2 separate regions of the Mus musculus genome follow, and region 2 is linked to region 1. Evidence: chromatin loops called from intact Hi-C (ENCODE). Cell type or tissue: left cerebral cortex. All regions are shown on one strand. Links, peaks and the distances in the headings refer to the core of each region. The heading gives the core; the rest is flanking DNA. Region 1 holds the start of Gtf2a1 (general transcription factor II A, 1). Region 2 overlaps Tshr (thyroid stimulating hormone receptor).

Evidence for each region. A loop is a pair of places that touch in the nucleus more often than their neighbours do. Peaks named below come from ENCODE experiments on the same cell type or tissue, not always from the same donor. Only the 100,000 strongest peaks of a DNase experiment are listed, where the experiment ranks them.
Region 2: a loop joins it to region 1, with 8 times the contacts of the local background. A loop is called at or near these places in 2 of 42 quality-filtered maps.

Annotation. Positions count from the first base shown.
Region 1 is chr12:91,585,611-91,590,003 of GRCm38, forward strand. It overlaps Gtf2a1 (general transcription factor II A, 1), which reads right to left and starts at 4,039. Exons shown (of 9, transcript NM_031391.2): 1 at 3,925-4,039; 2 at 1,090-1,191. The coding sequence starts at 3,954. In left cerebral cortex, for the core only: a CTCF peak has its summit at 2,634; DNase peaks (open chromatin) are centred at 413, 2,813, 3,507 and 3,950; H3K4me3 peaks cover 2,576 bases; H3K27ac peaks cover 1,997 bases.
Region 2 is chr12:91,421,542-91,425,934 of GRCm38, forward strand. All of the region lies in intron 1 of Tshr (thyroid stimulating hormone receptor), which reads left to right. Among named protein-coding and RNA genes, the nearest start is that of Tshr, 23 kb to the left of the region's middle. In left cerebral cortex, for the core only: a CTCF peak has its summit at 1,762 (motif pointing right); a DNase peak (open chromatin) is centred at 1,783.

The DNA.
Region 1 (4,393 bases), core at 251-4,250:
ACACAGCTGGAGTTATCACAGAGAAAGGAGCTTCAGTTGAGGAAGTGCCTCCATGAGATCCAGCTGTAAGGCATTTTCTCAATTAGTGATCAAGGGGGAAAGGCCCCTTGTAGGTAGGACCATCTCTGGGCTGGTAGTCTTGGTTGTATAAGAGAGCAGGCTGAGCAAGCCAGGGGAAGCAAGCCAGTAAGAAACATCCCTCCATGGCCTCTGCATCAGCTCCTGCTTCCTGCCCTGTTTTGAGTTCCAGTCCTGACTTCCTTGGTGATAAACAGCAGTATGAAATTGTAAGCTGAATAAACCCTTTCCTCCCCAGCTTGTTTCTTGGTCATGATGTTTGTGCAGGAATAGAAACCCTGACTAAGACAGCCTACATGACTGTCTGTGCACCACTCGTGTGCTGACTAATGTCTGGAGACCAAAAGAGGGCGTCTCCTGGGACTGTACTTACAGACCATTGTGAGCCACCACGTGGGTGCTGTGAACCGGTCCCAGTCCCTCTGGAAGAACAGCCAGACTCTTAAGCACTGAGCCATGTCTCCAGTGCCCACACAAATGCCATTTTAAAAATCTAAGTATTTATTCATAAACCTAAGAAGAAAAACTAGCTCAGTGTTTAATATGTAAAAGGAGCATTTGGTGTACATAAAAGGATTTTACTCTAGTACTTACATTCTTTTATCAAGCATTTGTTCAATCGCTCCATCATAAACAAATTTTAGATTACAAATATAGGAATACAAAAAATTAAATACTATTACTGACATGTCAAGCAACTGGACCATAAAATACCACATGTGAACAAGTAAAACTATTATTAGGCATTTTGATAGGTATTCTCTATACTTAGTACACTTAATCCTAAGAACAACCACCCCATGAGTCTGTACTACCAATTCCTATCTTATAGGGAAGAAAGCTGAAATATAAGTTATCTACCTACCCAGTTAGAGGAAGTATAGAAGGGACAGTTGAGGTTTAAATCAATACCCTTCACTGCACTATACTGTCTCTCCTTAAAGTCAAACATTCATCCTATAGAAAAGTTCTTTATTACTGAACTATTCTTTTAAAAAGAGACAAACTCACAGTTTTTAGTTCCATCAGGACTTGTTCATCCACTCCGTCATCCAGAAAAATGTCTCGTACGTCATTAATAACATCTTCAATCACAGATCTATACAATTTAGGCTTTAAAGGAAAAATAAGATTCAATAAAAGACTGATTTCAAAATGTTATAGTAGGCTTTGAGAAATAATTAAATAATTATTAAATACAAGCCATTTGGCCAACTATCTAAAATTTATTTTAAATTGTGACTTTAATTAAAGATACTACAATCCTAAGCCAGGCTTATCACTCTGGAGGCAAAGACAGGAGGATATCAGAGTTCCAGGCCAGCCTGATCAATATACTGAGACACTGTAAACTAAATTTGACAATGACAGAAAACTGTAAGGCTGGGCAAAGTAGTTCATAAACCAAAGTTCTTTATGCACAGTCAACACAAATTCCAGTAATTTCCTTGATGGTGACCAAAATGTCTACCATCATGATTAATAACAGTTCATGGTCACTCCTGGTTCCTACTAGCCCTGCTTGATTTAACGCCTGTCCCATCTCACAGCCTTTCCAGGTCTTAGATGTTGGGGAACTTTTTGTTCACAAGTCGTCTCCTGGTCATACCCAGCAGTCTTATCAGCGTTTGATTATACAAAAGCTACCTTGGTTTTTTTCCCTGTCCTGGTCTACCTTCAGGCTACACCACTAAACTCTATACTGGCCATGTAATTTTAAATTAGTAGGATCAATTTCCAGCAAACCAGATGTTTTAATGTTTCTGAAATCAGTTACCCTAAAACCCTTTCCTTGGAGAGTCCAACACTTGAAGCAGGCAATGCCCTTCTCTGCTACTATGTAATTAATCATTCAGCAACCAGCCTACAACTTAACCCATTCAGAAGCGCCGTTGTTGAAGGAAAAAGGGAAATGCTAAATTCTAAACTTCACTGCAGCAGGCTTTTGTCTTTATGGCATACAAGGTCATTTAGATCTGTCCTTTTAAAACAGTATTCCAAACTCTGAAACTGGCGAATTAGAGACTGCATGTAGCATTAGCAAGTGATTAATAAAGGTTCCTTTTAGAAGATGCTAATTTTTAGGCACAATATTAGGTCACCTAGGTGGATTTTTATACTAGATACCATGCTAGCCACTGGTAAAATTAAAACCACCACTTAATCTTTAATTCTTAAAGCTCAGTTTAGGCTGTGCCTCTACACACACATCAAGCAATAGATTGTGAGCACAGATCTCACAGGGGAGAGTCAGTCACTATTTCTTTGAAAAGCTTCATGCCTTGGGTATTAAGAACACACCACCAAACTCAAGTCCTCCTCCGGAAACATTTAATGTACAACGCATTTTTTTTTTAAGCCGAGAATGTTGACCGTATCTCCTCCAAGGGGGCGGGTGGGGGGGAGGAAATCATTTTATCTGATCTAAAACGATTTAAAATGAAACTCTTATAAAGGGAAGGGAGAAAGAACAAAACGAGGCTGCAATTCTGGCCTACTTCCCACTACAAACAAAGGCAGTACACTCTAGCGGCCACAGCAAAACACTCGGGTCCGTGACAACAGCCTCCCGGCTCCGGAGCGAAATCTCGGCGTGAAAGGAGCCTAGAAATAAAATGAGCTCCGCACGCCGGCTCCTCTCGCCTCGGGAGCACGCACCTCCCAGCCCCGCGCTCAGCAGCTCTCACTATTTAAAGCCGGATCTGGTGTTTAAATGGAGAGGCGGTGACGTAGGCCTGAAAAGCACCTTCCCATCCTGGCAGAGTCTATATTAGAGAGCGGCAATGGCTCTATATAAACAGGGCAGCCAAAGGGAGGAGGACCACAAGGCGCAGGCACTGAAAAGCAGGGTAAGCGGCCGCAGCCATGATGGATCGACCCGAGTCGCCAACGGTATAGTGTCGGGCAGCCGCAGGCTGCTCTGCGGCGTTTGGGACCGGGCAAAATGAAAAAAAAAAATTTTTTTTAAAAATAAACAAACAAAAAAACAAATATTGTGCTTTATTGTCATAAAAAGAAATCAAGAGATGGGGTGGCCTAGTGATCACATTGCGTTGGTGACTCTTTTAAAAGGTTATTTTTATGTGACTGCTTTTTGCAAACCTACGTGATCGCAAGTAACCAAAAAAAAATTTTTTTTTGCTCCTTTTTAAAAAAGGGAGCAACGGGAAGAAGTAGGCAAATCTCGAGGCGAAAGCGGGGACTCTTGGGCCATTCATGTAGGCTTTGTTTGTTCTGGTGCTTAGGCTAGTCGAAGATACCGCGGGGGTTTTGCTTCCCCTTCGCCATTTTACCCACTGGGGAGGAACCGAGATAAGTGCTTTCCAACCTTCATAATTTTTTTGTCTTTTTTTTTTTCTTTCTTTCTTTCCTTTCGGAGGATTAGTAAAATCGGCCCCAAAGGAGGCTCTCCCAAAGCACCACCTCCGGAGAGCCCCCGAAGGCACGCCCGGCCTCGGCGGTATCCGAGAGGCTTCCCCAGACGCGGGGCTCGACCCGCAGCCGCTCGCTCGGGGACTGGCCGGGTCCGGGTCCCCGCGTGGGGCCATCGCCCGCCCGTCCGCGCCCCGGGGTCGGCAAGCCAGGGCCCCAACGGCCTGCGTGGCCCGCCCCGCGGCGCTCCCGGCCCCCGCCGCCCTCCTCCCGCCAGTCCTCGGCGTCCCCCCCGCCCGGCCAGGCCCGCGGCGGGCAGCGGCGGCGGTGGAGGGCGGAGGGGACCCGGTCGGGAGCGCCGCCTCGCCCGGGCCCGCCCCCGCCCGCCCGCCCGTCCGTCCGTCCGTCCCAGCCAGCCGTTGCCTGCCGCCGGAACCTTCGCAGCCCCCGCCGGCCACCGCACCACGTCCTTACCACGGTGTTTGTGTTTGCCGAGTTCGCCATTTCCACACACAACACAAACAAGAGGGAACGAGATAGAAAGAAAGGAAAAAAAAATTTAAAAAAAAAAAAAAAAAGAAAAAAAAAAAAAAACAACTGAGACCCGGAGGGTGACCCAAGTCACCCGCCAAGAGTGGGGCAAAAAAAAAAAAATCTCTCAACAAAACCGATCCAGAAGGAGTAAGAGGCGGGAGAGCAGGAGGAGGGGGGCACTCCTCCCGCAGCTAAAAACCTCGAGAATCGCCTAAAGAAAAAAGAAAAAATGGGGGAAAAAATTAGCCACGACCCCTTAGGGGGTTAGGGGGCGTCACCCGCTCCCCACTCGGCGCCGAGGAGGGAAACCAACACCGGTCACCGCTCCCCGCGCCACCGCTGCCGCCACCGGCTGCAGCTCCAGCCGTCCGGTCCGCCTGCTTCTCCCCTTTATATAGCGAGCCAACGA
Region 2 (4,393 bases), core at 235-4,234, 160 kb before region 1:
TCGTTTGACAGTCTGCAAACTGACAGGAGTGCCTGTAGACAGGTAGCAGATGGCACATGGTATGGGACCTGCTCTAAGTGAACTGACACCAAGAAGACCGCAAGGCTACATCCCACAGCGACAGCATGGTTACAGCCCACAGCTCTAACTTGTGACCCAGTCCACAAGTCCGTAAGGGCACAATATGTCAACATGTGGAATCCTGGGACTTGGGGGGAAATAAATGTGGGACCATAACAAAATAGCACAATAGCCTAAGAGCCAAATTCATGTTCTGGTGTCAAAGCACGTTCATGGAGTGTTTTTATAATAACGGAGAGGAGGGAAAGGTCATGAAACAAGGCGCTTTTCAGATAACCTTTGTGGAAACCGAAGTGGCTACAGCAAAGTGGAAAAATCCTATGAGCTTTCCGTGTTGGCTGATGACTCGTAGTTTCTTGGTTGGCAGAACCTATGGTTTTGTTAATGTATCCCAAAAGGTTTGTATCTACTGGTTACAGGATGCTAGGGTCTGCCCAGTAGGCAAGGAATGGCTATTTAGTGGGTGTGGTGGTTGGAATGAGAATGTCCGTCACAGGCTCTGATATTTGAATACTTGGCCCCTCGGTGGTGGAACTGTTTGAGGAGGGGTAGAAAGTATGGCTTTCCTGGAAGACGTCTATCAGTGGGAACATGGTGTGAGGCTTCCAAGCCATGAGCCATTTTCGGTTCTTTCCCCTGCTTGCTCCTTATGATGGGAGCTCTCATTGGAATGCCCCAGCTGCCAGGCTTGCCTGCAGCTGAACCTCCCCCACGGTAATGGCGACAGACTCTTCTTACTCCTCTGGAACCATACCCCCAGATAAACCTTACCTTCTACAGGTTGCCTTGATTATGCTGTCTTATCACAGTAACAGAAAAGTAACTGTTACAGGGGCTAAGGCTATCCCTACATAAATTGCAATTAGGCTGCACTATTCACAACTCGCCACAGACACTGGGGTGAGAACCAGTTCACCCACCTCGCAAACATTTCCAACCTGAAGGTGCAGCCTCATTCACTCTGGGAGCTGCTGCTCTGCCTTCTCTCTGCTCTCCAAAGGATGTCATCGCATCCATACCACACAGCCAGATAACTGGGACCCTTCTCGCTCGGGCTAAGCAGTCTATATATAAATCAGACATTATCCATTTCCATTTCCCTGTGTAGGATGTTCTGCAGAGAAAGTAACATGATTTCCTGGAATGTCTATGTGCTTTGTGCAAGTCTTAAAAGGAAACGATCCCAAAACTCAGTTCCTTGTTGGTTCTGCTTGATTTGATCTAAATTCTTTATTTAAAAAATAGAGAATTCTATTCTAGTCTATTCTCCTTTAATATCCATCAGTTAAAAAAAAAATACTTTTTGTGCCCTTATAAATAACCTACATTCTATGCAAGAAGTTATAGTGTTCTGTTAAAAGGATCGAATTAAATAAAGACATCAGCAGAAATTGAATCAACAATTCTTGTTCCTGTCTGTGAAATGTCAATTAAATCCCAAGGCCCCAACAACAAACCCAGAAGCCTTATTTGAGCATTCTGATAGCCTTTGCTTTACCAATAAGCCACCTCTTTCCTCTGAGATTTGAATCACTTTTAAATGAATTATTGGGCTACATGATGACCTAGACTCCCAGGATTTATCACTGTTAATTTTCTACCTCTCTCTGACCATATCTTGTTAATTTGGAGAGCATCCCGCAGAGCTTTGCTCTGCCAAATGAAGCCTTCAACTAACCAGCAGAGGGAGCCCCAGAAGACGCCTCAGCTCCCCCAGTGTCTTCCTGGGTGCACCAGGAAGTCTCTGTGAATTCAGGTCTGCTCTCTGCAGGAAGAAGTGCTGTTCAAGTTGGAGGTAGAAAAGACCGATCTTTTAGATGGTGGTTTATTGACTTATTTAGTGCTTTGCTTAAGGCACTCTTTGTGCTGCCTATTCGCCAAGCGTGATTTCAGATAACTGGAGCTGAATGACCCAGAGAAAGAGCAGAAACAATGGACAGTCTGCTGACCTAACCATGCTTGCTTGCCTGCCCCACCTTGTGGTTTTTATACATTAAGAATACACAGTAGACACAGGCTCAAGGCCTTCATGAGCTTTGCTGGCTTCGGTCCACCGATGACGGCTCCTCTCCTCCGCTCTCACTGTTTGTTGTCCGGGTGCTCATCCAGAAAGAGCCCCACAAGAGACTTACTGGGGAAAGCCTGGGTTCTGTCTGCACACCAGTAGGAAACTAGTCTCTCGCCTAAGATCTTTTGAGAACGGAAAGTCTCTTTCGTACAAATTTCTCTTAACAGCTCAGTGGCTCTTGTTTTTCGAAACCCTAAATAAATTGATTCTATGGATCCATGGATGGTTAATGAGATGGGGAGAAAAAGAAAATAAGCTCTCTCCAAAACTGTTTAAGACAACACTGGTTTGTGGAGTGTCGAATTATTAAATTACCCAGTTTGTTTCTTCCACTGTAAAGATGCAGTAGTGATAGTAATCCTGGCTCCTGCCTCAGTCACTAATCTCTCTCCCCCCATCCCCTCCCCCTCCCCCTCTCCTTCCCCTTCCCCTGTCTTTCTTGCTCACTTGCTCCCTGGCTTGCTCTTGCTTTCTTACTCTCTCTGTGCATTTGTGTGTGTGTGTATGCATGTGTGTTTTTATGTGTGCATGCTTCTGTGTGGGTGTCTTTTGTGTCTGTGTGTGTATGTGTCTGTGTCCGTGTATGTATGTGTGAGTATATGTATGTATGTGTATTATGTACATGTGTGTATGTATGTGTGTCTGTGTGTGTATGTATGTGTATGTGTGTTTATGTGTGTGGTGTAGTTAATCCTCACATCAGCCCTTACTGGTAGGTTTCATTGTTCCCACCTACAGAGGAAGAAATAGAGGGCTTGGTGAAGAATTCAATCAAGGACACAAGCTAGAGAGAACTTTCTGACTCAAAAGCCGGTTCTCACCGGTTAAGAAAAATAACCCCATCTTGTAGGTATTTTGAACTGTACATGTCATTTAACCGTTACTGTCCCCACTTCCAAAGGTCCTGTGAGGTAAGCACGAATAGTAACTTCCCCTTCTCCCAACTCCTTTTTACCTCTTTAGCTCCTAATTTTAAAAGTTAGCTTGGGACTGAAAAGATCGCTTAGTGTTTAGGGGCATTCGCTGCTCTTGCTGAGGGCCTAGGTGCAGTTTCTGGAACCCACACGTGGTTTACAGCCATCTGGAACCGATACCTTCTTCTCACCTCTGAGGTCATCAGACATGCACAGAGTACGCAGACACACATGCAGGTAAACACTCCTACACATAGCATTTTTTTAAAAATCCTTTTATTAAAGATGAGAGAAACTAAAGCTCACAACATCAAATGAGGTTTTCTCTTTCTGTATAGAGTAGAGCTGAGACTGGGGTGGGGAGGGGCGATGTGATTGGCAGAGTCTGCTTTGTCACCTATAGGTGATGGGACTCATCTTTCTCCCCAACGCCTTAATCCCAACACAGCCATTTAAGCCCTGAGTTGTTTTGGTTTTTTGTTTGTTTGTTTGTTTGTTTGTTTGTTGTTTTGCTTTGTTTTTAAGAAATGAGAACAGCTACCGGAAGATCCAACAATACCTCTCCTGGGCATATACCCAGAAGATGTTCCAACTGGTAATAAGGACACATGTTCCACTATGTTCATAGCAGCCTTATTTATAATAGCCAGAAGCTGGAAAGAACCCAGATTTCCCTCAACAAAGGAATGGATACTGAAAGTGTGATACATTTACACAATGAAGTACTACTCAGCTATTAAAAAGAATGAATTTATGAAATTCTTGGGCAAATGCATGTATCTGGAGGATATCATCCTTAGTGAGGTAACCCAATCACAAAAGAAGTCACTTGATATGCACTCACTGATAAGTGGATATTAGCCCAGAAACTTAGAATACCCAAGATACAATTTGCAAAGCACAAGAAAATCAAGAAGAACGAAGACCAAAGTGTGGATACTTCATTCCTCCTTAGGCTAGGGAACAAAACACCCATGGAAGGAGTTACAGAGACAAAGTTTAGAGCTAAGACGAAAGGATGCACCATCCAGATACTAGCCCACCCAGGGATCCATCCCATAATCAGCCACCAAACCCAGACACTATTGCATATGCCAGCAAGATTTTGCTGAAAGGACCCTGATATAGCTATCTCAAGTGAGACTATGCCAGTGTCTGGCAAACACAGAAGTGGATGCACACAGTCATCTATAGGATAGAACACAGGGCCCCCAATATAGGAGCTAGAGAAAGTACCCAAGGAGCTAAAGGGGTCTGTAACCCTATAGGTGGAACAACAATATGAACTAACCAGTACCTCCAGAGCTCATGTCTCTAGCTGCATATGTAT